Regions from separate parts of the Mus musculus genome. Here regions 1, 3, 4, 5, 6 and 7 are each linked to region 2. The links are chromatin loops, found by intact Hi-C in ENCODE. Cell type or tissue: heart. All regions are shown on one strand. Region 1 holds the start of Prkce (protein kinase C, epsilon). Region 2 holds the start of Epas1 (endothelial PAS domain protein 1). Region 3 overlaps Prkce (protein kinase C, epsilon). Region 4 overlaps Prkce (protein kinase C, epsilon). Region 5 overlaps Prkce (protein kinase C, epsilon). Region 6 overlaps Prkce (protein kinase C, epsilon). Region 7 overlaps Prkce (protein kinase C, epsilon).

The links. Hi-C counts contacts between places; a loop is a spot of excess contacts. Peaks named below come from ENCODE experiments on the same cell type or tissue, not always from the same donor. Only the 100,000 strongest peaks of a DNase experiment are listed, where the experiment ranks them.
Region 1: a loop joins it to region 2, with 2.2 times the contacts of the local background. A loop is called at or near these places in 2 of 42 quality-filtered maps.
Region 3: a loop joins it to region 2, with 2.2 times the contacts of the local background. A loop is called at or near these places in 5 of 42 quality-filtered maps.
Region 4: a loop joins it to region 2, with 6 times the contacts of the local background. A loop is called at or near these places in 14 of 42 quality-filtered maps.
Region 5: a loop joins it to region 2, with 4 times the contacts of the local background. A loop is called at or near these places in 9 of 42 quality-filtered maps.
Region 6: it touches region 2 in a loop (2.3-fold over the local background); 3 of 42 quality-filtered maps call a loop at or near these places.
Region 7: a loop joins it to region 2, with 3 times the contacts of the local background. A loop is called at or near these places in 3 of 42 quality-filtered maps.

What each region holds. Positions count from the first base shown.
Region 1 is chr17:86,165,876-86,169,875 of GRCm38, reverse strand. It overlaps Prkce (protein kinase C, epsilon), which reads right to left and starts at 2,091. Exons shown (of 15, transcript NM_011104.3): 1 at 936-2,091. The coding sequence starts at 1,283. Gm5817 (predicted gene 5817) reads left to right here and starts at 2,391. Exons shown (of 2, transcript NR_165800.1): 1 at 2,391-3,415. In heart, CTCF peaks have their summits at 1,403, 2,412 and 3,304; DNase peaks (open chromatin) are centred at 1,465, 2,245, 2,735, 3,175 and 1 weaker place; H3K4me3 peaks cover 3,979 bases; H3K27ac peaks cover 3,444 bases.
Region 2 is chr17:86,751,132-86,755,131 of GRCm38, reverse strand. Epas1 (endothelial PAS domain protein 1) reads right to left here and starts at 1,268. Exons shown (of 16, transcript NM_010137.3): 1 at 824-1,268. The coding sequence starts at 849. In heart, CTCF peaks have their summits at 1,495 and 1,704; DNase peaks (open chromatin) are centred at 161, 291, 1,001 and 1,551; H3K4me3 peaks cover 2,482 bases; H3K27ac peaks cover 2,529 bases; H3K27me3 peaks cover 260 bases.
Region 3 is chr17:86,615,860-86,619,859 of GRCm38, reverse strand. The region is part of intron 11 of Prkce (protein kinase C, epsilon); the gene reads right to left. Among named protein-coding and RNA genes, the nearest start is that of Gm52297, 52 kb to the left of the region's middle. In heart, no CTCF peak of the experiment used is centred here; DNase peaks (open chromatin) are centred at 1,069 and 1,779; H3K27ac peaks cover 1,141 bases.
Region 4 is chr17:86,534,000-86,537,999 of GRCm38, reverse strand. The region is part of intron 10 of Prkce (protein kinase C, epsilon); the gene reads right to left. Among named protein-coding and RNA genes, the nearest start is that of Gm30284, 91 kb to the right of the region's middle. In heart, a CTCF peak has its summit at 2,007 (motif pointing left); DNase peaks (open chromatin) are centred at 1,709 and 1,969; H3K4me3 peaks cover 1,221 bases; H3K27ac peaks cover 2,099 bases.
Region 5 is chr17:86,494,343-86,498,342 of GRCm38, reverse strand. Prkce (protein kinase C, epsilon) reads right to left here. Exons shown (of 15, transcript NM_011104.3): 10 at 2,232-2,405. Among named protein-coding and RNA genes, the nearest start is that of Gm30284, 51 kb to the right of the region's middle. In heart, CTCF peaks have their summits at 1,750 (motif pointing left) and 3,152 (motif pointing right); a DNase peak (open chromatin) is centred at 3,272; H3K27ac peaks cover 228 bases.
Region 6 is chr17:86,594,030-86,598,029 of GRCm38, reverse strand. All of the region lies in intron 11 of Prkce (protein kinase C, epsilon), which reads right to left. Among named protein-coding and RNA genes, the nearest start is that of Gm52297, 74 kb to the left of the region's middle. In heart, a CTCF peak has its summit at 2,220; no DNase peak of the experiment used is centred here.
Region 7 is chr17:86,621,310-86,625,309 of GRCm38, reverse strand. All of the region lies in intron 12 of Prkce (protein kinase C, epsilon), which reads right to left. Among named protein-coding and RNA genes, the nearest start is that of Gm52297, 46 kb to the left of the region's middle. In heart, no CTCF peak of the experiment used is centred here; a DNase peak (open chromatin) is centred at 2,323.

The DNA.
Region 1 (4,000 bases), 590 kb after region 2:
CATATCCATCCGTAGCAACACTTGCTCCAGATAGAAACATGTAACAAACCTGAAGATAGAGATACCCACTTCCTAACTGAATGCTGCTCCTACAAGAAGAGAGAAGCAAGCGGGGAGGGGGTTGTTTTTTCTGACTGCCCACGTGCCAAGGTTGGATGCATTTGGTTTAAGGTATATTGGCGAGGCCTACTTCAAAATCCCTCCTATGTGACAGTGGAATCAGCTAACAGTTAGCTCAATTTCAGAAATAGTGTTTGATCCTACAATATCTTGACAATCAAAGTCTGCAAGCATAAAATCTTAAGATTCAAAGTCCTGACTTCCTATCACCACAAGCCCTTTTGAGAATACGGCATTCTAAACAGATGGGCAAAGCAAGCTGGTGTTATGTTTGTAGGACCTATAGAGGGGACACTGGGGGTGAGGACCTTTCTGGTATGTCATCAAATGAGCTAAACAGTTGTTTAGGAAGAGGGGGCTTCCTACCAGAAAGACGGCTTTATAAAACTACTCACTAGGCTACCCAGGATAAAGCCAGGAGGCACAAAAACCCTCCAGTCTGAGCTCCACGTGTCTCTCCAAGGACAGAGAGACCCACCCACACACAGTCGCTCAGCCAAGTCCACCAGGGACTTGCAGATTCCTTCCACCAACCTATGCACCTGCATTCCGGGTTCTCTCCCAACTTGCAAGCCACCTGTACTGCCCACTGTTGGGAGGGCACGGGGGGGGGGGCAAGGGATAGTGCCCATCTGTCAAATCTCGTCTTTCATACCCTACTGTATATGTCTCTTCAGCTAGGAAATAAAACGTGCCTCTTCAAGAAAACTGAGCCGCACATGCACACACAGACAGCCCAGAGCCCCAGGACCAATGCTCAGGCAGCAAGTCTTTCCCTGGGACCCGGGACTCCCGGACGTGGAGGACCGACTCACCCAGTCCTCGAAGTGACGGCTCCCATTCTGCAGCAGCTCCTCGAACTGGATGGTGCAGTTGGCCACGAAGTCGTCGTAGCCGATAGGAGCGTCGTGAAAGACAGCCAGCTCGATCTTGCGCCCATTGCACACATCGGTGACGAACTCATCGTGCCAGGCCGGGCTGTTGGTCTTTTGCTTGGTGGCTGTTTGGCCGATGCGCGAGTCGTCCACGTTAAGGGCAATGTAGGGGTCCAAAAGGAACGTCTGTGGCCGGGGTCCCACCGCATGGCGCAGCGACCAGGCTGTGGGCTTCAAGCTCACCGCCTCGCAGATTTTGATCTTAAGAAGGCCATTGAACACTACCATGGTCGGGGCGGGGGTCACTCCGTCCGCCCCGAGGGCAGGATTGAAGAGCAGGAGCAGGCGCGCCGGGAGCCTGGGGGACTCCTGGGTCCCCTCTTGCCCCACCCCACTCACTCGCTACACCTTGTGGCGCTGCCTCCTGGCGCCGCCGATTCTCAGCGAGTGCATGTATTTCCTCGCCGGATTCCTAACGGAAAACAGGGAGGGGGGAGAGCTGGAGACGTCCGTTTTTTTGGAGCAAGTCTCTCCCCCCCACCACCGGCGACACCTCCACGGCAGGAGACGAGCTGTCGCCTCCGCTGCAAGCCGCGGGGGCTGCCTCGCCGCCTCGCTGGTTCTTCGGGTCCGTGTGCGGAGAAGCAGGCGCCGCGCCCGGCGCTCACCTACCTTTCCGAAACATAATCCCCGGGCAATTTCGACTCCCGGAGGGGGAGGGGGCGGCGGGACGGGGCGGGGACGAGAACCGGGGGCACAGATTTCAACCCGGATCCTCTTCGCCCACCCAGCGCCTGCCTCGGACGGCGCGGGGCGGAGGGTGGACTGAGGGATGTGCAGTCTATCCGGAGGGATGCATGTCGAGAGGAAATGGTCCTCCCCGGAGCCAAATTTTTAAAAAATCCACAAGCCGCACGATCAGCCCCGCCGTCACCTCCCGGGTTAAGCAGAGTCGCGCCGTAGCCGGCGATCGCGAGGCGCCCGGTGCCTGGGATCTCACATCCGCGCGGGCTTGGGAGGTAGAGGTGGCCGCCACTTGGGTTCGGGGCGCAGGCCGGCACCCGGCGGTGCGCAGCGCGGCGGCCGGGCAGGGACTGCGACTCCGCGCGGCCCCTCCTCCCGCCCGCCGGCGCCCGCCCGCCCGCCGCGCTCCCCGCGTCCGCGCTCTCGGCTGCCGCCGGCTCGCCGCCCGCCAGAGCGCTCAGCCCGCGATCTGCTTCCCTCGATCGCTGTGCGAGCGATTCTCCCTCCCTCTAATGCAGGAAATGCGCAAAAGACGTCAGTGTGTGTGAGTGTGTGTGTGTGTGTGTGTGTGTGTGTGTGTGTGTGTGTGTGCACGCGCGCGCGCGCGCGCCACTGTTTGGGGAAATAGAAAGTTTTGCCGGTTGGGGGAGCAATACGGGAAAAGTGAGCCGAGCAGAAAAGAGCAGGAGCGGGCCGGCCGGGTCCGTTTGCCGTGGCGCGCGGGGGAGCTGAGGAAGGACTCCGCGCGGAACCCAGGAGTGTGGCGTCGCGGAGGTGCGGGAGCGACTGTCGCAGGCCGAGTCTGTGCTCCTCGGATCTGCACCAGGAGAGCGGGGTCTGGACCCGGAGAGCAGCGGGCCGCGCTTTTCTCTCGCACCCTGCGGCCAACACTATCACTTAAAACTGGGCCTGGTGGAATGGAGGGGGTCGCAATGTCCAAGAAGACTAATCACCTTCCCCCACTCTGCCTGGACTGCGGCGGTCACCAGTCGCCCGCGGAGAGCTGGCCTATTTGTCACTCTGCCCTGGGATTCTCTACTGTGCCGCGATGGGGGAGGGGACACCCGGACTGCTGAGCCCTTCGGCTGGGTGTGAGTTTTGAAACCCTCTTTTTTTCCCCCTTGAGGAGACTCTCCCCTCTGGGGATTTGTTCTGGGCCTGATTGGGTTGCGAGAACTTGTGGAAGACTAGTAGAACCTGGGCCCGGCCTGGTTCGAATGTCTGTTTATTTCTCAAAGTGACTCCTCCTACTTATGCGGGACCTTGTGTGTGCCCCTTAAGAGGACAAGGCTTGATCCGCGCCCTGACAACCGGCGTTCGGGCTGCGGGAAAGCCCGATGCGTCCTCCTGGGGTCCAGTGGCTGTATCCATACTAATTTCCTCGGTAACCTTTAAACTCTCTGGAAGCAGCCGCGACGGCGGCTGGTCACGTGAGGCGAGCCCTGGGCTGCTGGGGAAGAATTTCCTGGGCCAGGGACCAGGACCGGGAAGGCGGGCGGCAGGGAATGGCTCTGTGCCGAGGGGGACTGGGAACCTGGGAGCGCCGGGCGGGGCGCGCCAGGCCCCGGGCGCCGCGCAGCGGGAACTTCCAGCCTGCGCCCGGGAAGGGGTTCGTCCCGCAGCTCTCCGCCGTGTGAGTGGAAAAAGAAAACCTCCGCCCTCACCCGAGTGCCAAGGCAAGTCCGGCTGTTCGTTCGGATGGTGAAAAGCTAAGTGTTTATCTGGCGACTCTGATAAGTGTGGATCAAAATGTACAAACCGCATTCCATTCACTTTTTCCTCTGTGGAAAAGGGTTATCATTTCTTGTAGTTTAAAGATGAGAAGGCAGTCTCCAGGAATGACATACCAAGTACAGTACACACACACACACACACACACACACACACACACACACACACAGAGTTCAGGGGTTTGAGTTCAGGCAGATCTCCTCCTAAAGTTTAAGTGTGCAGTCACGCCCCCTCCCCGTAGCTCACTTACTTTCCTGACAGCCAGTCCTGTTGCGTGGGATAAAAATGCACCTTTGCTATACAGATGCTGATAAAAATGCACCTTTGGCAATGATTATGGCCTTAAGATCATTGGCGCCTAAAAAATAATTTTAAAACTTCCTATAAGGACATGCAGCAAAACGTAATGACAATGAGACTTTCTCTCCAGGCTATGTGTTTAAGAAGCAGGCCCAGTGCTAAAAGAACAAAACAAAACAAAACAAAAAACCGGTAGGGATACACTCTAGGTTAAAGAATGCCCCCCCCCA
Region 2 (4,000 bases):
CTCCTAGAGCTGGGTGTCAAGTCACCAGATGCGGGGCGGATTGAAGGAGGCTCGAGGGCAGCGCGAGTTGCCCCGAGTTGCCTCTCACCCAGTGCCGAAAGGTTCGCGAGGACAAACCTTCGTGGCTGCCCTTCGTCTTAAGAATCAGACACTCGGAGCCGCCGGGTGTCACGGTCTTCTCTCTGCACACTAGAGCACCTGCCCCCGCAGGGCAATCCAGGTCACTCACTCCCCACTCTCTGCCGGAGTCTAGGTGTAGGGTAAGGTTAAGGGGGTTGAACAAACTTGGGTGCCGTCTGGAGCAGGACCCTTGACAGTGTTCCGGCTTCTCGGTCAGGGCGCACCCCAGAGTTGCGCTTTGCCCTCTGTTCCATGCTAGTTTGGGGCGCAAAGCCCGCATAGGAACGCTCTCGGAAAGACCTAGAGGGTCTTAGGAAAAGAAAGGCGTGTCTACTGCTCCAGCATGGAAACCCTAAGAGTCGAGGGCATCAGCCCAGAAACATTTCAAAACACTCGCTAGGGAAGCTTGGTGCTCCAGGGACGACAGACTTTGGAAGGCGCCGCGGAAGCACCCCTGACCTCCAGGGCCATCTCTCCGTGTCTCAAGGTCTCGGAACTATCCGCTTTGCAACTCTACTGCGACACCGCAGCTCCTTGTCCCTAAAGGCATCACCGACTCGCTTACTCAAAGCCCCTCAACAGCGGTCCTCCAGCCTCCGAGAACTCTCGCACCCCTCTCCCGACTGCCCCGGGTCGCGCCCGCCACGCGCAGTTCCGCCAATGCCTGGGACCAAGTCGGTCGCCAGCTTTGACTCCCGCTTACCTTTTTTTCTCCTTGTCAGCTGTCATTGTCGCCGTGGCCCTCCGAGACCCGGAGCACCTGGGTTCCTTAACCCCGTAGGGGCTGCAGCCGCTCTCTTTGCTGTGGCCCTCCGCAGCTCTCTGTCGCCCGGGCAGGTGTGAAAGGTCTTTAGTGCTCGCAGGTCCGAGAGTCCCGCTCAATCAGGTGGAAGTTTGCAGAGGGCTGGCTAGGTGCGGAGGAGGAGGAGGGAGGAGGGGGGTGACGGGGAGGAACCTGCAGGAGGAGGCGGGGCCGGGGAAAGGAGTGGGAGGAGGTTGTAAGACGCCAAAAGAGAGAGAGAGCAGCGACAAGGGACCTGGAGTTCCGTTTAGCCCCGAACAGGAGTCACTTTTCTGGGATCTGACAAATCAAAACCAACCAACCAAAAAAGAAAAAGAAAAAAAGAAAAAGAAAAAAAGAAAAAAAAATGGCTCGAAGAGAGCAAGTTGGAAAAAAATCCGGGGGCAAGCGAGTGCGGCCGCTGAGATGACCATACAGTCTCAGGACACTGCCGAGGATTGTACGGCCGCCTCAGGAGAGCTGGAGCGGAGCGCTGCGGACTCCGGAGCTGTACACCGGCCGCTCTCGAATGTCCGGCCTCCTCGGCTGTCAGCCCACTTTAAAAACTCGGACGGCCCGCCCGCGGGAGGGCGCGAGGGGCGCGGGAGTGGGACATCGGGCTGGGGGCGGGCCGGGGGCGGGGCTCCAGAGAAGCCCCGCCCCGCACGCTGGCTGCCTGCCCCGACTTCCCACCGTGTCCCGGCCAATAGGGAGGCGCGGCCACAGCCTCTGCCCTGACCCCGTCCCTCCCCTTTCTCTGGAGCTGCGCTCCTCGGGCGCCCGCCTGCCCTTCCTCCTCCTTCCGCAGAACTGCGACTTGTTTTTGAGGTCGCTGGTGGCGAGTAACTATATGGGACTCCAAATGGAAGCGCAGTTAGCGCAGGACTGAGTAATGGCGGGGATCTGCTACCCAAGTTCGGAGTATGCCTTTGCGCCAGTGTCCTTTCAGCCTCACTTTTCCCCTAAGAGCTAGGCTAGGGCAGGAGCGCTGGGTCGGAGATCGCGAGCGCAGCTAGGGCGTGCAGCGAGCGCCCAGCCAACCCCCCCCCCCCCCGCTTCCGGGTGCTGCTATAGTCCCCTAAACCATCCACTTGGCTCCCTTCGGCCGGCGGTAATGATCCCCAGGACCCTGTCGGCTCTTGTTCTTGTCTGCCTTGGAGGTGCGCTCTCTTTGGCCAAACTGACCTTGACTTCTGAGTCCCGAGTGGCAGAAAGTTGTGGGAGAAACTGGGACAAAAATGATCTAGGGTTGCTCCTGCCTGTGTCTTCCTCAACCGGTTTGTGGGTTTTGAGGTGCTCGTGGTAGACTGTTAGGTTTAAGTGTATGCCTGAGAGGAGAGCCTTGGAGCTCCCTCAGGCCTCTGCCCGCTCTCAATACCCCAGTATCACCGTGGGCTCCCCAGAGAGTTCCTGAGTGTGATGTTGGGATGTGTTGATAGCGTGTTCCCAAATCACTGGATGTGCTCTTCCGGGGTTCGAAGGATACAGCCAACTGCAGGACGTGGTGTTATGAAGTCTCCTCTTCCCTAGGCAGTCAGAGGGTTCTTTGGCCTTTCCACCTGTGAGATGCCCACTCCTGCTTTGATCTTAGACACTTTCCCATTTCCTACTTCTGCAGGAAAATCTCCAGAAGGAAGAAGGGCAGCCATGGATTTTTGAAGGCTAGGGAAAGAGCCAACGGGCTCCATAGTTGTGAATTGCGGAGAAAGCACGGTCCCTCAAATTGGGCTGCCCTGGTATCTAAAGTTTGTGCTTCCCGAACTATTCTTAAACACAAGTTTCCTAGTAAAATTATAACCAGAGACTGTGTGTGTGACTGTGTCTTGGGGTGGGGGCGATTTTTAAGTTTGTTTAAGCATGAAGAAGGTGGATACTTTTTGAAAGTCTTGGGGAGGTATCTGAAAGAATGAGTGCTTGAGCACTTGGAAATCAGTTGACACACCTGAGGGTGATTTCAAAGACCAGACCCTTTTCACTCTTGGAGGCTGGTGGATGATTTCCTATGACATTTCTACATCCAGACACCCTGGGTCTTAATAATAAGAAATTCAAATTGGTAGACACAGTAGTAATAAAATATAAACATATTTTGTTTGCTTTATTTTATATATTCTCTTGAGATTGGAATGGAGGGAGGGAGGGAGGGAGGGAGGGAGGGAGGGAGGGAGGGAAAGACCAGACAATAAAAAACCTTAAGCACTTCGACAGCTTCAAGGCCCCAGACATTGTTTTTCACCAGAGCTTCTGCTGGATTTGAGCTGTACTTGACAGGTGACTGGGCGATACCTGTAACCCGCAGGGAACATTTCAATAGCCTTGAGGTTATGAAATTCGTTTGAGAAGTTTTTGATTTTTAAGAGGAAAGATAAGGGCCCTGGATTCAATCCCTAATTCACAGTTACTTCTAAAGTAGGGGTTCTGGTCGGACATACTGGCTCACACCCTTAATCCCAGCATTCAAGAGGCAGAGGCAGGCAGACCGCAGAGTTCCAGTCCTGAGGGAAAACAATTTTTGCATAACATCAAGACCGGAGATGCTTGACCACGCCAAGTCCCGACTGCAACCAGTTGTCCTGGCGTGGAAATCAGCATCAGAATACACAGCGCAAGACCATCCCCCAACACGGGCCAGCCTGGGTTACAAAAAAAAAAAAAAAAAAAAAAAAAAAGTTCCTAGTCAGCCAGGGTTATACAGGGAAACCCACTTTGGGGGAGATGGAGGGGAGAGGTGTAAGAGGTCACTCAAGAATACTTCAACTTTCCCTATGTTAGTTGCATCCCCTCTTCCTAACCTACAAATTAAGTGCGCCTCGAAGATTCCCAGGACTAGACACAGACTTGCATAGAGCAGAGCCAGGTGGCCTAAAGACCTCTTAAGATGTCTTCCAGAGAAGACATGGTGTCAGCAGTCTTTGTAAGGAGCTGAGCATGTAAGCCAGACATAGACTTCTTTGAGGTCTTGGCCTCCATGGAAAACTAAAGGGGGGCAGCTCCGAATAAAGATGGTACGGTTTGGGAGGGGCTAAGACCTTAGCTTTACATGAGTGTCTCTGGAAGCATCTGTGTTAGGCTCACATAGCAGCAGAAGGCATCTTAAAG
Region 3 (4,000 bases), 140 kb after region 2:
TCATACACACCACAGGGCCTTTCTTGAGTTAGAGAGAAAGAAGCACATACCCTAGGGACATCTCCAGTCAAGGCAATCTTGGAGTAGGTTTTGACCTGCCTCATTAACCTCAGGCTAGGGCCATTTCCCAGCTGGACAACCTTCAACAGCATTTACAATACCTCAGCAAAAGACAGGATCCTGCACAGAATCGGGGCCATATTAGGGTTAGAACTCATATTTAGATCCTTCTGTGAGAAAGGAGGTCTCCTCTGACCTCCATCCTTCACAAGTTAACTAGCTCAGGGGATTCAGGGTCACATATATATAGCATCACTGAATCAGGAAAAAAAATCCACAAGAGTTTGAGCTGCTGAGTTTGAGAGGGGGGAGATGACGGATGGTTGGTGTAGCCAACATCTGTTGATGTATGGCCAACAGCAGTGGCTCTCAGGGTTCGGTGAAAGCTAGCATTTGGACAGACCGTGAAGAGAGCAATCAAAGGAGATGGAAGGTAGAGGCAAAGGGAAAGAGGCCAGAGAACGGGGTTCCTGACCATAGTGAGACAAGACAGCTGTGTCTTTGAGGGACAACTTCAAAGAGTCTGAGATGCTGGAAAGAGGGATTTGAAATCCATACCAAGGGAGGCTGAGCCCTGCCTGCAGGAGCATGGTGCCTGAGCAAGGTCAATCTGGGTGTAACAGGTAAGAGAAATAATCTAGATCCAGATGTTTCTGTATAGGAGAGGTGAGAGTCACAGGAGCGGGCCAGCCTCAATCAAGGTGGTTTCTTTGAGGCCCATTTTAACACACCAGAGTTCTAAGATTTCTTACCTAGAAACCAGGTTGGTAGAAAATAATTTTTCCACCACCCCTGCAAACCCCAGGCCTGGCTCTGTAGAGGAATCTAGACTATGTGGTTGGAGTAACCATTCACATTGTGTCTCCCTCAGCAACTACTCTGGGCTATTGAGGTGAGCCTTGCAAAGAAGGCCTCTTCCCGTACAAGCAGAGGTCAGAAAGGGCCATGCTCATGTGCCTGCTGGCATCTCAACTTGAGAGCTCCAGGCATCCCATGGGACCCAGACTGGAGTGGAGGTGGGGCAGGAAGTGCTTCTGGACCTGCCTGCATTGTATCTGTGACCCTATTTCTGCTTACAGCTGGGATTCCTTGAGAAAGAAGCAATCACATAGAAAAGTGCTGCTCTAAGCAAATACTCCGGAGTTACAGAAGGCACAGTGAGCCCAAACAACTGGGCCACTGCAGCTAGCCACCGACCCCAGCCCTGGCAGCGAGAGGGGGCAAGGCTTGGCTCTGGCTGGGGTGGGAAAGCTGGGCTGAATGCTGGGCTGGGATCCAGGCTGTCAGGGTTTCATCACTGGCTGTGGCATAGCCCTGCTAAAAGTCACCTTGCTGGGCTGGTCCCCTGTCTGTCAGCTCGGGACCACACGCTATGTTTGTGGACTTGTTTGAAGGACCGATGTTTTGAAGTGTGTGAAAGGTGAACATCTTCGGCCACATCCTTTGTGTTAAATTCTTCTCTGTAAGAAGCAGCTTCCTTTATATGGGTTGAGCAAGGGTAATAGTAGTATGTCATGAGTCTAAAGACCCCCCCGAGTCCGCACAAGCCTGGTTCTGATCTGACTCAGGTTCCAGGTGGAGTAGTTTTGGCTCCAGCAGGCACCACCCCTCCTTCTCATAGGCTTCTGGCCAGTTAGGGACAGCCTCTCGTTTCTTCCTGCCTCCTGTTCTTCTTTCTCTAGTCCACTCCTCCCTGGCCTCTTTGCTTCCTGCCCTCTCTTCTCCCTGGGGAAGAAGCTGACCCAGCTGCTGTTGGATATGAGCAAGTCCTATGAGTGCCCTTGGCTATGACCTGGGTTGGCCTTAGCCAAAACACTCCTTCCCACCCTGTAGCCAGTGATGTACGGAGTTCTACCTCTGGCTACTTCCTCCCGTTCCCACTCTGATATCTGAATCTTTGAAAACTCTTAACTTTGCACACAAAACCAAACACAGGAAGGGTGAGTGACTGCTTTCTTTGGGGACAGAAGGTTTAGACAATCAATCCCTGGGAACCAGCCTGGGCTGCCATTAGAAGGCCATTTCTCTGGAGATTTTCAGTCTCACCACAAAGTGTCCATCCCTCTGGGGCAAGCTTGTCTAGTGCAGGGTTGTCAGGAGAAGCTCTGTGTGTGTGTGTGTGTGTGTGTGTGTGTGTGTGTGTGTGTATGTGTGTTGTGTGTGTGGTATGTGTGTGTGTGTTTATGTGTGTTTATGGGGAGGAAGCACTGAAGGACAGTGCTGTCCACACCCCCCTCCCCCGTTTCTTTCCTTCTCCTGTCCAGCAATGACTCCCTCAGACTTGTGGCTTTCCACTTCCCCAGGAGTTTCTCACCTGCAGCTTTTAGTGATATTTCGATGAACCACTAGGAGTCTGTAGGCCTCTGGGAGGGAGGAGGGCTGGGAGGTCCAGACTTGGCCCAGCTTTGCCTTCTCAGAGGTCCAGCTTTGGGGCAGGGGAGGGGTGGGGGAGGCAGGGGTGAGTCTTTCTACCTGGAGAACTCCCAGGTACTCAGTACCCAGCTCAACACAGAACAAGTATTTAGCTATCCTGACCAACAGTTTTTCAGAAAGACAACTGCCCAGGTACCAACCTCATCTTCTTCGTCCTCAAACACGTGCGCATATCCATAATCTGGGACTTTTTTTATGTTTCAAGAATAAGGCCTTTAGTTGTCCCCCTTTCCTTATAGATGATCCTTATAGATGAACCAATGTGATAACCTTTATTTGATTTATTGCCAATGCCATCCATGTTTAGCCTTTTCAGTGGGTCACCAAGCTGTCCTCCTTAGAGGCTAACTTCCTAACCTTCCATTGGCAACAGGTGACACTTTGCCATGGCATGCTATGCTGCCAAGCTTCGGTGTGTGCCAGGTTTAAACAGTGTCTCAGAACATCCTTGCACCTCTGTAGAAGTTTTTCAGCATTTGTTTTCATTATGCTTAAGGTGCTGCAGTCGGGGTGTGTAGGGGTGTGGGTGTGTATGCCTATGTGCATGCATGCACGCGCGCTTCTTCACACTGCGGCAGTTGGTTTTCGAGAGCGCTTCCCCATTAGGGCCCAGACTTGGTGCAGGGTTATTACTTGACTTTGGTTGTAAGCTACTGGAGTTTTTACTAAGATCATTTATTTTTACTTAATTCAGTGGATATTCCGTTTTACTGGTTTTGGCTTCCATGTCTTAGGTTGAATTTTCCCCCCCCTTTTCAAGTAATCTATATATTCTGCTAATGTTTCTCCCTCTTGCTTTACCTTCATTTTTATAAACATAAATCATTAGTGCACTTATTTATTCTGACAGAAGTTTGAGATGCACTTCCAACTCTCCTTGTTCCTAGAAATCTGGAAGCAACCTGATGTTTAGTAGCCATCGTTCCCCATTGAATGGAAAATTTGCATATGAAAATGGAGTCTCTACTGCACCTCTGCCCTTCACCTCTGCCCTTAACATTTTTCTATATCCCACTTCTTAGTTATCGTAGATTTATATGCTTAATACTCCGTGTGGCTGGTCTCCACTTTCAAATTTTCCTAGCTCTCCGATTCTTGTTTATTTTTCCATATGAACTTTAGAGTCGTCTGTTTATACATATTTTTAAGTCCTGTTGCTGGTTTTATTGGGAACATGTTTAAAGTTATAAATTAACTTGGGGAGAGCTGATAGTTTATGATGCTCAATCTTCTTGGTCAATAACTATGTTTGTCTTTCCATCTGCTCAGATCTTATCTGTGCCCTTTAGTGATTCCCTTGTGCCGATCCTGAGCCTTTTTTGTTGCGTTTTATGCCAGGTTGCTGATTGTCCCAAATGCCCTCACTTCCTTAGGAAGCTGCACAGCGATAAACTAAAATTCAAAGTCTCCTCTGGGGCTGAGCATGGATGCACGACAGTCACATGTGTGGCACTTTTTCTCTCCTCTTTCGCTCTCCTGTCCTGCATGAGGCTACCGTGCATGGTGT
Region 4 (4,000 bases), 220 kb after region 2:
CAGTGTGGATAGAATCCAGGCTTGGCCACACCACCCGAGCCTCTCCGGTGGCCCCACAGACAGAGCTCACTGGTTATTGCTTAATTCTGTATCGTTCAGGACTATATCACCACTACTGATTGCCATTTAAAAAAAAAACCTATTGAATAGGAACAATTTGAAGAATCGCTATCATAAAACATCAAGTCCCAGCTCTGAAATCGGGCAGAATTTAGATAAAAAATTTGGAAAGGTCAAGAATGTCTAAGGGTCACATAGATTCAAGCATGATCTTGCAAGTTTGGAAAGTAGGTCACCGTCCCCCTCCTTCATATTCTGGTTGCAAATGACGTGTACCGCTGAAGGTCTCAGTAGCAACAGCAATGGCTCCGCCCAGCCCTTATCCCCCATACTCATGGGTAATGGCAATGTCCACAGCCTGGGCCATGACAGAGACACGTGCGAGGATGAAGGAGAGCATTGTGTCACACTAAGGATCCCACAGAAAGAACCTGGCTTGGTGGATCACAAGAGCAACAGAGCCAGAAGAGGCACTAAAGGGACGGCTGGTGCTTAGCAGCCCTTGTAGCTACTGCAGGGGGCTTGGGATCATATCCCAGAACCCACAAGGTGACTCACAAGCATCTGTAACCACTCCATTTCCAGGGAATCCCACACCCTATTCTGACCTCTGCAGGGACCATACATACATGTAGAGCACAGTCATACATGCAGGCAAAACACTCATACACACAACATAAATAAACAAATCTTTTAAAAAGGTACATGAAGTGGGGGGAGAGGGCGCGTCAGGGTGCTTGTGGGGTGACACGTTGTTTACATTTATGATATGAACAGTAAATAAATAAAAGATAGTCTACTAAAACTGTAAATAGAGTGCTGCCTTCTAAAATACTTTCTGTTATCAGTATTAGGCCAGCGCAACATTTTCTAGTTCCCACTGTATGAACTGTCACCAAAACCAGACCATAGGTATCCTAAAAAAATGTTTCCCTAATTCTTCTATCTAATCTAGAAAAGCGATAGCATTCAGTCAGGCTCTGCATCGGGTGTGGGCTGCCGTAACCAGAGCCCCTGGGGCTGGGTTTAAACCCTTTGTTTGCTAGAACTGCCCCTCCGTCATCACCAAATACCTCTTATTAAAGAAAGTATCAGCAGAAGGAAATCTGATTAACTGGTGACTACCAAAGAGTACGGAGTACGGAGGAATGCATCGCTGCGATATAGGCAGCTTCAGTTATCAAAGGAATGAGGCTGAGTCTCTCAGGGAAGTTAATGATTTCCATAGACACTAAAATGTCATTAGCCAGTGGAGAATCTGAGGACCCACGCCTGGGACAGGTATTCACAGAGGAAGGGAAATTCTGTGAAGTCATTACAAATGTATCTCCCGCCCTCTCCCCGGGTTCCTATCGTGAGTTTGATAGGAAAGCGCTGCTCCCGTTCCTACCGAACAGGAATCACCCAGAAGAAAACAGTGAGACCTCAATCGGACCAAACACTTGACAAATTCTTTCTTGTCAGTTTTCAAGATGGTCAGAGTAGCACGGTAGCTGGGCTCTCTATCCTGGGAGCGCGGTTTACTTCTATTTAAAATAAAAACAAACAAACTCGGCCTGTTTCATAGAGCTCCAAACAGCTCTGTCCCCACCGGGTGGGGTTTAGAGCGCAGCTGCAGACACTGTAGTCTGCTTATGAGCTCAGAAATTATTTCAGCGTCTTCGTTTCAAACAGACAAAAGTAGGACCAGACAGGGCAAGCTTCTACGGCTCTGCTTTTTGAGAGCTAGTCCTACTCTTATTTTTCTTCCTGTCTAACTTTAGAATTTTGTATATGAAAGGAAATATTTGCCAATACTGGAAACCAGAAGCTTCAGAGTGTATCCTTCTAGAACGGCACCCGTTTGGTCACCTCGCTCAGTTAAACTATTTTAGGTCTCCAGTCTCCTCTTCCTGCCTGGATGAGTCACAAAGACCCACTTGCCTTGCTAACTACTCTCGCCACCTAGTGGCTGAAATGGTTAACTGCAAGATACTTGGTAAGGTCTGTAGGGAGAAAATTGTTCGCTTTTCTCCATTGGGCATTTTTTTGTTTTGTTTTGTTTTTTGTTTTGTTTGTTTGTTTGTTTTGCTTTTTCGAGACAGGGTTTATCTATGTAGCCTTGGCTGTCCTGGAACTCACTTTGTAGACCAGCCTGGCCTTGAACTCAGAAATCTGCCTGCCTGTACCTCCCAAGTGCTGGGATTAAAGGCGTGAGCCACCACTGCCCGGCCCCTTTAGCCATTCTTAATGTGAATGCTAAGAATCTATCTAGTAAGATGGAGAAACTGCTTGAATATCTATGCATTTTGTTTAAGTGCATAACATGTACATTAATCCTTCAATTTAGTGAAAAGGATACAGGAAATGAAAGGACCTATGGTCAGGAGTGGGAGGGGAAATGCAATCTGCCAGTAAGGAGAGCATTGCTGTGGGTCTCAGAGAACCCCAGGCAGCATCCTTTCCGGCTTTCCCGTTTACTGCTTAGTCCTCAGTTTGTGTCCTGTTTCTAATTCCCAAGCACAGCTTTAGCAATCTAGCGGGACGCTCATGACACACGGCCCGTGGCTTGCAGGAAGAGACTGACTGGATGGAGCAAGCCCATCCATGTGCCAGGAAGACCCACAGGGAGACCACAGCACACTCCCTGGCTCTCAGCCCTGCCTTCCATCTTGTCTTCAGCAGGAGCCTTCGTCTAGCTGGCTCGACTCACGTCCCCAGCCCTCAACAGCACTGTACTCCTAGCAAGGAGTATTTAACTGAAGAGTGAATGGGGGCAAGGTGCCAACAGGACACTCAGGACTGCCAGCCCTGTGCTGAGGTGACCAGGTGGCAGCCCCGATTAGGTGCCAAGGAGGCACTGAAATTTTCTCTAGCATGCATTTTTTTCTTTGTCATTCTGGGTATCAGACCCCGGTGTTCAGGCATGCTGGACAGGTGCTGTCCCATTGAGCTACCCCCCCCCCCCATCCTCAGAGCTAAGCCCAGGCCCCTGTCCACACTAAGCACAGGCTCCAGTACTGAGCTCCACTCCAGCCCGTCTACAGGAACCATTTTAAGGAAGGACTCAGTTTCCATAAACTGACTGAAAGGGCCTCTCTGGGACACTGGGCTAACCACAACATTGGCCAGGGAGGAATCAGAGACAATAAAACAAACTAATTTTTCAAAAACAAAAAACAAAAAAACCAAACAAACAACAACAAAACAAACAAACAAACAAAAAAACAGAATGAAGAGCAAACCATTACAGAAACAAACAAGCAGACCTTCTGTCTGACTGTAAGACTGACAGGTTCATCCGTGAATCCTTGGGTCCCGGGGATGAACACCAGGTAGACACCAGTGAGAGGGTAGAGGGACCCTGGTGAGCCCAAGGTCTTCTGGCTCTGAATCCTCTGCCACAGTGGCCTTCAGGGACCTGGGAGGCAAAGCCATCTTTGTGTGCCTAGCATGAGAGGGCACCACTGATCATAGTGGCTTTCCTGTCTCCCTCCAAAAGTCTCTCAGTCACAGTGACTGTGTGGTCACCTGGGCCATGGTGACTCTGAGACCCACTTCAAGCCTCATCTACAGTGGGTGTCATGACGTATTTGTGAGCAGCAATGATATTCCAGTATAGCAGGCTCCTGGGCTGTTCACACAAAGCTCATGAAGAGGCCAGCCTGTGTGACTTCACACATCATGACTGGAGCAGGAGGGCCTACACTGGTTATCCATTTTGTTAACTTCAGTTCTAAGGGGACTGGAAATACATTTCTGTAATAAACCACTATGTCCTTCAGAGAAAATATATGTTGGACCAAATGGCCCTTCTCTCAACTTCCAATAGTGAATAATTCTGAGCCCAAGAAATGTTCTCATATTCATTAATAAAATATAGAATATGCTGGTGGTTGGGGTGGTGGCACATGCATTTAATCCCAGCACTCAGGAGGCAGAGCAGGGAAATCTCTTGTCA
Region 5 (4,000 bases), 260 kb after region 2:
CAAAAATCTTAATAGGATTGAAACAGATATTTGTGGGTTTGAATCATATATGAAAATCTCAGTCAAAACCACAACAGTATGGTGGCTGAGGAATGGTACTTTTTCAGGAAAAACAACATCCAAGCAAGGTTGAAAACTGAGCACGGATTGAGGCTGTCCTTTCTGCTTCCACTCCATCTCACCCTTCAAAAGCACCGCTGCCCCGCTAGACCTGAGAGCAGCAGCTCCCAGCTCTTCTTGGTGTGAATGCCACGGAAACACTAAGGATTTCTTAGTGCTAATTTACTGCAGATGTTAGTATGAGCCCCAAGTCCTGACCCCAGTCACCCAGTCATCCTTCCTCAGGCAAATCTGTGTCCCGCTGATAACCCCACACCCAGCACCTACTTCAAGGCAGGCATGAGATTCTAAGTTCAATTCCCAATACCCACCACACACGCGCGCGCACACACACACACAACTGTTGGTTCTCTGAAACAATTTTTTCAATGATACAAAGAAAAAAGTAGACTAAGTGGTTTTGTTGTTATTGCTTTTAAGACAAAACTTAAAACTACTGAATGTAAGCCCATGTGAAAAGAACCACAGACAATAAAGACATATCACACCTGATACTTTTCTCTTTGATCTTGAATTAAGTTCTAAATGAGTTAGATATGGTGGCTCGTGCCTATAATGCCAGGACTTAATAGGTGGAGGCAGGACTGTCCCGAGTTCCAGGCTAGTAATGAACTGAACTTCAGAATGGGGCCCCATCTCAAAACCAAAACCACAGTAGCCAAGCTGTAGTGGGAGAACAACGCCAAACCCATCTCTGCACTTGTTCTGCCACACTGGACTCTGCATTTGTACACAAACATGAACTCACACTAATCTGTTTGGTGTTACACAACACAAGTTTGAAAGAGAAATGACTTAGCCACCAATCTGAGGCTTCTCAGAAAAGAAACAGATTTTTATGAAGCAGGGTCTCTGAGGACAGTTTCATAGAGAAAGCAACCCTGGTGTTCCTGAAAAATAAGCCGCAGAGTGGCCAGGCCCTTTCAGGTGGTTCTCATTTCTGATGCCATCAGAAGGAGAGGAAAACTTTCCTAGATCAGTGTTGCTTACTGATGTCATGCGTGGGTTGATGGGGGAGAGTCGGGACCAAAATAATTGGGCAACTGTGGATTAAACTAAGGTAATCTTTCTTGGTACGCTGCAGGACTCTTCCGGGACTCCAGTGAGCTAATGTGACCTGAGACTACTGGATGGGAGCTCAGGCCACAGAGTCTCCCATTCCTAAAGCTCCTCAGACAAGCAGGGTTCTCAGAAACTGCCTCAGGGGTAAGGGTGGGGGCTGGAGCAAAGAGGCTGTCAAGTTTCTGATGGCAGGAACGGGGTCTTGTTCACCAGGACCTAGCATATAGAACACATGTATGCGTGTGCACATGCGCACACACATACACACACATACACACACACACACACACACACACACACACACACACACACACACACGAGCACCTACATACATGTCACCCTTCACTGTCTAGGACCCAGTCTGGATTGCCTTCTAAAGCACACAAATACTACAGATTCACAATGCATCCTAGAAGACTTTCTCCCATACGCATTTCCAAAAAGGAAAATAAAATAAGAATTTTTATGAAGAACATGTGCTGTTTCTGTAAGAATAATACCAAATCAGATGGGTGTGGGTGTGTGCTACAATGTCCATACACACACTCATCCTTTACTGCCACCTGCTGGCAGCCAGGTAACTTTTATATGGTTGGATTTCACTGTGGAATTCCAAGCATTTGTTTAGATTCAACATCTCCTATGACATCACACAAGGTAGAAGGATGAAGGTAGCTTTTGCTTTTTTTTTTTTTCTTCTTTTGAGCTGAAGCAGCCTAGAAGCAATCTTACTGTTGATTGAAAAGAGCTGGAACCGGGTTTACACCGCATCTGTTGGTTTTTCCAATGAGTCAACACTGGGGTTGACCATTTGGCTTTGAGTTGCCACAATCTGAAAGTGCACTATCGATCTTTCATCCCTGCACAGACACACATATGGTGTTCAATCGAACGCCTATCTCTGCAAGGGTAAAATCCACTCCACCACACTAAGTCTTGGAGAGAGGTACGCAGACGGTCAAAAGTGGTTTCTGATAGCTTAGATTCTGTGTGTTAGATGCCACGATACTACCCAAGAGGTCAGCTGGCCAGCCCCTTCTTAAGCATACCTTGGTCTGGAAGCAGCAATAGAGTTGGGTTAGATAAGGGTGTTTCCGAGCCAGAGCCAAAATCCTCTTCTCTGTCATTGTGCAGTCCACATCATCGTCTTGTAGGATAACGTCCTTCTTCAAGACCTTCACAGCGTAGACTTCATCTTTGCCTTTGAGTTCCGCCAACATGACCTGCAACCAGTTTTAACACATCTGGTCAGTCTTCACACCCACAGAACCAAATGATGTCAAATATCTAAGTGTCAATTGTTTCTTTCTTTCATTTTTAATGAAGATGTTTAGGAAGCTAACATTTTAAACGTTTAGGGAAACTACCTAAGGGGTTTTTTTTTTTTAAATCTCTGGCACAGTGCTCAGGTAAGAGAAGTTTAATGCACAGGGGCTAATTATTCATATCTTCATCTCCACTAGTGATACTGTAATTATCAGAGAACAAATGTAGCGTGCTTCCTATCTCTCCCTTGTATCTTTCTCTTCTCGCCTTTTCCCTCTTTCTTCATTTCTTTTGACAGTTCCCACTATGTAGCCCATGTTGGTCTTGAACTCATGACACTTCTGTTTCATCCAAATGCTAAAATATTAGGTGTGCCCCACCATACCACACACACATACAGACTTTCAGAAGAAGCAATATGTTATATGTATTTTCCTATAAAGTCTTCATCTCTATCATGATTGCTGGTACTCAGTTCAAAGTAAATACACTATAATTGATTCTGCTATCTCCTTCATATTAGAAACAAGTTATACCCAATTAAGTTCTATATAAGTTGCGCTGAGTGCTTTTGGACACAATTTAAAATTTTGTTTGGCATTATATCCTTGAAATAGATAGTTTTAGAACTAAAGGGTTGAACATTTTACACACTTCCCGATTTTTAAAAAAAGACTTGTTTATTTACTTATATAAGTACATGTCTTCAGACACACCAGGAGAGGGCATCGGATCCCATTACAGATGGTTGTGAGCCACCACGTGGTTGCTCAGGACCTCTAGAAGAGCAGACAGTGCCCCTAACTGCTGAGCCATCTCTGCAGCCCACATTTCCTGGTTTTTAAGAGGGCTACTTCAGAGAATAGCGTCTCTGAGCATGGGGCCGCTTTCACCTTCCCCTTCTGTTGGCTTGCTTCCTCTTCCTTGACAAACGGGAGACATTACCCTGACTCTGCTTTCAACTTGCAGTCTACCTTCCTGGGAGATTTATTTTCCAGTCGATTCTCTTTGTGGGAGAGTTTTCTCCTCTGTCTAGTTATTTGGGGTTGTTACTTCTAAGTCGGTACACATAAGAGACATAAAGACAAACCTCTTGCTCTCCGCACTGGCCCTCCCTTGCCTGCTTCATGACAAGCTGCTGCTATCTTTTCTTACTGAACATAACCTCTTTATCTGTGTGTACTTAATCGTGCCCTGTGTTTGCCTTTACAGTTTTATCCACAGTGCTGCAGGTAAAGACACAATTCCTTCCCCTGAGGGCTTATGGGGAGTCTGTTTTCTTGGCATTTGCCTATCAGTTGGCGTTTTCATTTATCTCCAAATAGTTGCAGGTCATTCTCCTTCCTGGGAACTTTGAAGAATGCTATTCCAATGTTGCCGTCAAAGTAAACCGAACATAACCCAAGGAACTTGAGAGGGTGCGGATTCTGTCACCTACAAAATACAGCCTATGTAAAACGGGCTCCAAGCTGCTTGCGATGGTGTGATTTTGCCTAAGAAGCCAGCTAAGCGCTCAGAGTCTTCAGGACCCCTATCCTGTCTACCTTACGTG
Region 6 (4,000 bases), 160 kb after region 2:
TGGCACCCGTCCAACACTAGTGTCTCTTTATTAACAGGCAAATAGTTTGACGTTCCCTTGAAGGGCTGGGGGGTGGCTGAAGTGTGTTGTGGCTACATAGTGTGTATAAGGCTCTGGGCTCAACCTCAACCACACACAAATGAGCAAAGCAGAACTCAGCTCAGTACCTCTGAGCAAGTTCAGTTGGGCAGGGTTGCTTGAACTCAGTCCCAACTTAGGTTTGTTTGCCTTTTAACAAGTAATATATATTATAAACAGCTGTGTTTTTCATGAACTCTCTGCAACTTGAGGTTTAGAAAGGCCCAATCCTTTCCACTAAACACCTAAGACTCTTGAAGAGTGGATAAGTTAGAACCTACATAGCATCCCAATCGCTGGAGATCCAGCAGTGGTAAAGAGACTGAGATATCCTTCTGCCCGCTCAGCCATTCCTCACTCTGGGGTCCTGCTTGGGACACCCTCCTCCCACTCCTTCACCCTCATCATGTCATGGGTCCTAACCGCCTCGGAGATGCCAGCTGTTGCCTCACAGTTGGAGACAACAGCTTCAGACATGAAAGACTCAGCCCCCTAGCCTGTCACTCTGCGTTTCCTTTAAGCAGTGTACAGACAAAGAAAACAGAAGCCCCCGGTGTTTTCCTTTGTAAAGCTTCTCCTTTCCTTCGACTTAGCTATTCTTTTTTTTTTCTTTTTGCCTATGAACTTGAATCAACTTGCTTTTAACTTTAAGTGTCTATGCCGGAGAGGGATTAAGTGACCACGTCCATTGGGCAGTAGTACAACAACCAACAGCGAGACAGTCTGCTGAAGAGCTCTAGAACCTTTCCTCAAAATTTTACTAGGGAGAACAGAACCCAATTTTCCATGGAGACACGTCCATTGGGCAGTAGTACAACAACCAACAGCGAGACAGTCTGCTGAAGAGCTCTAGAACCTTTCCTCAAAATTTTACTAGGGAGAACAGAACCCAATTTTCCATGGAGACACGTCCATTGGGCAGTAGTACAACAACCAACAGCGAGACAGTCTGCTGAAGAGCTCTAGAACCTTTCCTCAAAATTTTACTAGGGAGAACAGAACCCAATTTTCCATGGAGAATACCTGGCTTGACAATCGACAGGAATGTTTCCAGTTAGTAATGGAGTTAAGTACCCGTTTGTGCAGTGAAGAGAGGGAGAGAGGGAGGGAGGAATAGAGAAAGAGAGAGAGAGAGAGAGAGAGAGACAGAGACAGAGAGAGAGACAGAGAGACAGAGAGACAGAGAGAGAGAGAGATGGCTCAGCCGCTAAGAGGTTAAGAGCACTGGCTGCTCTTCCAGAGGACCTGGGTTCAATTCCCAGCACCTACGTAGCAGCCGACACCTGTCTGTAACTCCAGATCTAGGGCTTCTGAGATCCTCACATTGACATAGATGCAGGCAAAATACAGTGAACATAAAGTAAAAATAAATTATATGTTAAAAAAGAAAACAACAGGATCAGGCTCTGCCACACCATATTTATTTAGGTATAGGAACCCCTGAAGCTCTCTGTGTGTGCTTCTCTGTTTTCATATCAAATGCGGGTACTGACAGGTTCCGAGTGTCTGGTGCTAGATGATCTTTTTCTTAAAGATGGCGAACGCTGGAGCTAGAAAGATGGCTCAGTGGCTAAGAGCACCAACTACTTGCTTATCCAGAAGACCCGGGTTCAATTCCCAGAACCCACTAGGTAGCAAGTGTCTGAAACTCAGGTTACAGGGTGTCCTCCAGTGCTGTATGCATGTGGTATACGGAAATACATGCAAATAAAACACCCATACACATAAAGTAAAAATAAACAATCCTCAGGACTTTAGATTAAAAACAAACGGTGAGCATGAATCCCAGGTGTTTGTGGTACACGCCTATAATCCCAGCACTGGGGTGGCAGGGGAGAGCACATCTCTCAGAGTTACAGGCCAGTCAAGGCTACATAGCAAGATCTGCCTCCAAGCAAACAAAATCAAGTAAATGCAAAAATAGCGAGCCTGATCATTAATCCAGGATTTCTTATCAATCAATTGACCAATGCATCTTCGAACACTCCCTTATAAGCCAAGACAATCCCAGGTCTTAGAAATATCCCTTGGGCATCTATAATGTTTCAGGCTTCCTGTGTGGGGCTGTAGAGACCATGCAGGAGTTTGCAGGAATCTGCCCATGGGTTTCAGAGATTGGGAGGAAATGTACTGGCCCCCTGCTGTCAGAGAGAATGGAATGAGAGACTCCTGTCAGCCGGGTGGGGCTGTTTCAGAGCCTGGGGAGAGACTTCCTCAGACTCGTCTTACGCCATAAACAGTTCAAGGCAGTCTGGCTCCAACAGGCCATAAACCATAGTGTCTACAGTGAGCGAGCGTGCCAAGGTAGAAAGGAAAGCCGACCGACTACCTGTGTATTCTTAATCCTTTAAACCCCAAGAACACGGAACCATTTACTGGCATGGACACCCCATAAAAGAAGCTGAAAGGGTGGGGACGTGAAAATGCTTTGGTTAAATTAAGTTTTGATGGCTAAAATGACTTTAAAATACTTTTGCTTGTAGCAAACATTTTGTGTCGAGAGATGGTCTTCTTCAGGGGGAGTAGATATGCGTGGGTTACAGGGACGTGTTACAGGTGACTTAGATGGCTTGCTTTTCATCATTGCCCGAGTTGGGTTTGTAACTGCCTTCTGGACACAGGCGAAGTGCCAGAGTCACACCAGTAATTCCATTAACACATTAATCAAGGACTTAGAAGATGCTAGTTTTTACAGGGTAGATTAATTATTTTTCTTGGCTTAATATATATATTAATATATAAATATATTATATATTATTATATATAATATATACATTATATAACACACACACACACACATATATATATATATATATATATATATATATATATATATATGGGGGAAAGAGTCTTTTGATTTTTCAAAGATGGTGGTATCCTTTGGGGGGAAAAGAGTTCAATACAGTGTGGAAATGAAATCATAAGATTTCCTGATGGGAGAAAGGAAAGGAGGTGACAGGTACAAGTTTCTGCCTTCTGCCTTCTCTGACTCTTACGGTTCAAAAAGCCTTCCAGAACCTGGTCAGACCCTACAGGACGTGCCCACTTGCAGATCTGGCTGTGTTCCACCTAAGATCCGTGGTGGCAGAGGAGGCCTTTGAAACACAGCAGCTCCCGAAGCCTGGGGAATCACATGATCATAGAACTCGAGGGCTGGAGCCGGGGTTTGCTGCCTTGGCAGTACTGATAGCTTGGGTTGGTAGCTCTCGGTTGTAGTACCCTCAGTATGGATGCGCATCTCCTCCATATCCCAGCTCTGCTAGGTTCCAACAGCCCAAGTCCAGACATTGCCAAACGCTGTCCCTAGTGTTTGAGCACCTCGGTGCTAGAGGACCCATAAGAATTACCTGTTCTCATTGAGAAGTACTGAGTTGAGCATATTTCCTCCAAAGCATGGCAGGTACTTAAGTCAGTTCCACTTTCTACCTGAGCAGGGGAATTGAATTTCCCAAGTCGTTGGCTGTCCTGCCAGGATCTCCTAGAATTTTATGAATGAAGACTTGTGGCCTCACAGGTGGACCCAAGTGAAAACCAGGAAATCTCAACATGGCAAATATGTCGTTCTTAAAGACATAGTGTTATAGGCATTGACGACTCTATGTACACGACAGCAACAGGAAACTGTGAATCCTGAAGCCAAAATTAAAACGTGTTAACTAAGTTGTACCAACAGACTGGGTGGTTGTGTTCATTCTCTCCCTGCTAGCTTCCCTTGGTGAGAATCTAGCACACTTCTTTCCTTCTTTCTCTCTCTTTCTTCCCCTCAATTCTCGGGTAGGGTGTCAAGAAGCCCAGGCTGCCCTTGGACTCCTTATCTGTCTAAGGATGACCTAGAACATCTGCTTTTCCTGCCTTCAACTCCCTAGGGCTGGGATTGCAGGATTATGAAAAGCAGTGCCCAGGACCAAACAGCTTTGTGCGC
Region 7 (4,000 bases), 130 kb after region 2:
GACGGAGTGTCAGGGATCATTTAAGAGCCTGACTCCAGCAGCAGCTCTCCCACCCAACTCTCGAGGGAAGTCTTGGCCTTCCTGTCCACCTTACTCCGCCATAGTGGAGCTGTGCTACCCTGAGGTGTGGGGTGTGGCACTACCCCAGCTTCTTCAGAGAGGCTTAAGTGTGGGAGCCGCTATCCTCTCTCCACAGTGAGATCTGCCATCTAACCTCTGCTGGGAACAAGAGGCCACTTCTCAGTTTGCATGCCAGATAAAGCTCCGGGGCAGCATTTAAGTCCACTTTCAAAAGATGAGAGCACAGCTCCACATTAACTCTGGGCTAGGGGAGCAGGGTGTAAACTTCAAAAGGCGATGCTGAGAGGGATCGGCTGTGCAGAAAGTTCTATTCCCATCATTCATAGCCTGGGCACCCTGACTGCCCATGTAGGAAGGAAACCACAATCTCTGTTGCTTTTGCTTCCCCCAACCCCCCAATCCCACTTGAGCTAAGGTCTCACTTTGTAGCCCAGGCTAGACCAGAATTCACTATATAAACAAGATTGGCCTGGAACATTCGGAGATCTGCCCGCTTTGGCCTCCTGTGTCCTGGGATCAAAGGTGTGTGCCACCATGCTTGGCTTGAAACAGAAAGTTGATATTCCTTAAGTGGTGACAACACTTACCTCAGCCCCGTGCTCCATGGAAGGAAATAAGAGGGAAGGCCTCTCCCCAAGCCCCTGTGTTTTACCCACCAGAGACTACTATGCTCTCGTCTATGACAGTAAAAGACTCATTTCCATCAATCTTTCTGGTTCTCTGAATCTCACCAATGAACTTAGGGTCATCTAACAGACCCTGTGGATCTCCTTTCCTCTGGGGCTAACTTTGTGAATTTATGTTATCCTTATGGGCAAAGCCAAAATTCAACCAGTTTATGACTGTCTTGTGAATTTTACCTTTGACCAGGACCACACTCAGCAATGTCCCCTCCTCCCAACCACTGTGTATCTGGCCAAATGGATAGCCAGAGCATTAACTCTGGAAGGACCCATGAAGAACACGCTACCCACACCCCTTTCTACAGCAAGCCTGGATCCTTTGGGGTTAAACAGAATTCAGTAGCAACATCTAATGACACGAAGTCCACACTTAGCTTAGGAACCTTCTCTATTTGGGATGAAGAAGAGTGTGAGGACGTTCAGCTGCCTCTTCAGTATTTCTGTCTGACGACCTGTTTCCTTAGCCTCTGGGGTTCTCTGTCCAGTGGTTAGTGCAGGAGACCTGTAGACTCAGAACTTCAGGCTGCACTGGCTGGGGGCCCAGGCAAAGCTTAGGCTCCCTCAACCTCCTGAGACCTAGTAGTCAGCCTGGCTTACCAAGTTTCCTCTGTACCACTGGCTTCTGTCCTTCCGGGTCATGCCTATGCCAGATTGCCTCCCTTTCAGGGTCTTCTGTCCTCTGACATACTAAGGTCTTGCCTGTTCCTAGGGTTTGTGGGCACTTCCCTTATAATACTGTGTTTTCAGTCACTTGTTCACAGTCAGCTCTCTCCTTGGAGCATCTGGAAAGTTCCAGAGAGTTATTGTCGGTTGTTTTCCAGAGTCTGCGTACTCTTAAAACAAAGCTACCACTCCATGCCTTGCACCGTGTGGCTCTTACTCAGTGCACCACATTAACTCTGCAGCTCAGGGGCCCTGCTGACCAGTTGACCACTTTAGCCGTTTCTTCATGGCTGGCTGGCGCCTGCACTTCCGCGGTTTGTCTATAAGCGTGTCTATCTATGCTCACACTGCATGGTGCTGTGGAAATGGCCAGGTAGCCTTATCCAGACTTGGTTTTGGTGAAATCTTTTGTAAAGTTCCCTTAAGGCTCAGCCCTGATTATCCTTGGCCTGATCACCTCACCAGCAATGGAGCTGGTAAGGAAGATAAGGTAATGCTTTTGTGTGCCCTCGGAGGGCATCTGGTATGGAAGCCAGCCCCTTGAGAGGTTCAAGGGTAAAAGAGAAGGACAGGTATAGGCCCTGATAGAACCGGGTGTGACCCGGAACTGAGAGCCATTTCTAGTGTATCGGGGATGGGGGGGTGAGGTGGGGGGGAGACAAGTGCTAGGGGGTGTGTGCCAGGGGTGCAAGATGGGTAGAGACGGCTTGGCAGAGCTGATCACTAAGAAGGTGGCTCTGGTTTCAAGGCTAGCCTCTCTATGCCTTATGAATCACTCCCACCTCTAATCCTATTAGAGTCTTAACGCAGCTTGCTGAGCTGGGCAGAGCAGGCATTAGGATTCCCATGGGAAAGACAGGAACTCAAGGCTCCAATACACTTCTCCACTATATCAAGGGCATATGAGGACATTCTGGGCAGGTCTGGACTCAATTCTTGGGACTGTTTCTCATACCCCATGTTATAACCCAGCAGTGAAGAGACCAGGGGAGGGAGCTACACTTGGCCAGACCTTGTTGTGAGCTGTGCGCATGTTTTTCCTGAGCAGATCTTTAACTGCTGTCAAGCCTTTGACCGTTGTGGCATTGGCTCACAGAGGGGTGGGAATGGAAGGCTCTCCTGGTAAAGATAAGTCCCAGGGGAGGCCTTCCTTTCATCTATGTCTCTGTGCTGTTGGCTGGCTGGTGTTCTCGCTATGGGAGCACACAACAGAAAGGACTGCCTAGTTCAGAAGATCAGAGCTCTGTGGTGCACTGAGCTGCTGGGCCCTCAAGCCTCACTCCTGAGCTCTCCCTGGCTCCACCTGTGTTGTCTGACCTGCGGACAGAAGCCTGGAGGCCTGTCCCTTCCTCGGCCTTTCGTTTCGATTTTTTGCAAAACTTTATCAATTCACTCGGTATTGAGAATGAATTCTAAAACTAGAGGTTCCATGTCAGCACAAGGATACAATGACAATGTCCCCTTTTCGTAAGGAGAAACCTCAGCAGACATTCACTGGATGTATTGCAGTATGATCAGACATTCACTGGATGTATTGCAGTATGATCAGACATTCACTGGATGTATTGCAGTATGATCAGACATTCACTGGATGTATTGCAGTATGATCAGACATTCACTGGATGTATTGCAGTATGATCAGACATTCACTGGATGTATTGCAGTATGATCAGACATTCACTGGATGTATTGCAGTATTGATCACGGTATCAATGGCTACAGAAAAAGCAAGGTGAATCCTTCTCTGTGCATTTAGAACATCTTTGTACATGCATCTTAAAGAGGAAGTATAAGAATTTTATTTCAAAGACACATAGACTCAGATTCCAAGTTGGAGGCCATGGAGTCTGCTACCCTGATTCACTTACATGGGTGAACCCAACAGGTGTTCTATATCCACAGTTAGCTCAATTATGGAATGTTCTGGAAAAGCTGCGTCAACTCCAGGAGACATATACGAGGAAGTGATATCTAACAATATCACCCCAGGGACCAAGAGAGGAATATGCAATGTAAACAATTTCATCCTCCAGCCGTCCAGTCCAGTTCAAGTTCACTGAGATCAGAATATTTTAAATATTTTGTGACACAGGGTCTCAGGAACTTCAGGGTAGCCGCAGGCTTGCTATGCAGCTGAGGGTGACCTTGAACTCCCCAGTCTCGTGCTTTCACCTCCTAAGTGCTGGGATTACAGTCTTGCACCACAGGCCTGGTTTACGTGGTTGCTGGGTGTGCATCACGAAGGCTCTCCTCGGCCTGCTGATGTGTGCTCTGGGGGTTTGTATTCTTCCCAGGATGGACATGATAAAGATTCTCCTACGTTGAAACCCTTAGCAGGTCCATAGATCCTGCGGGATTGATTTCATGTTCCCGGCTCCTTTACCTGAATTTTGTTCATTATTACAAGCACTAACAAACCATTTGCTCTATCTCTACTATTTTTGAAATGTGTTTTATTTTATTGGTTAGAGTGGTGTGTGTAGGCCACATGTCACATGGCACACATGCACATGGAGGTCAAAGGACAACGCTTAGCCTTTGGTTCTCTCACCCCACCTTTGAGTGTGTTCTAG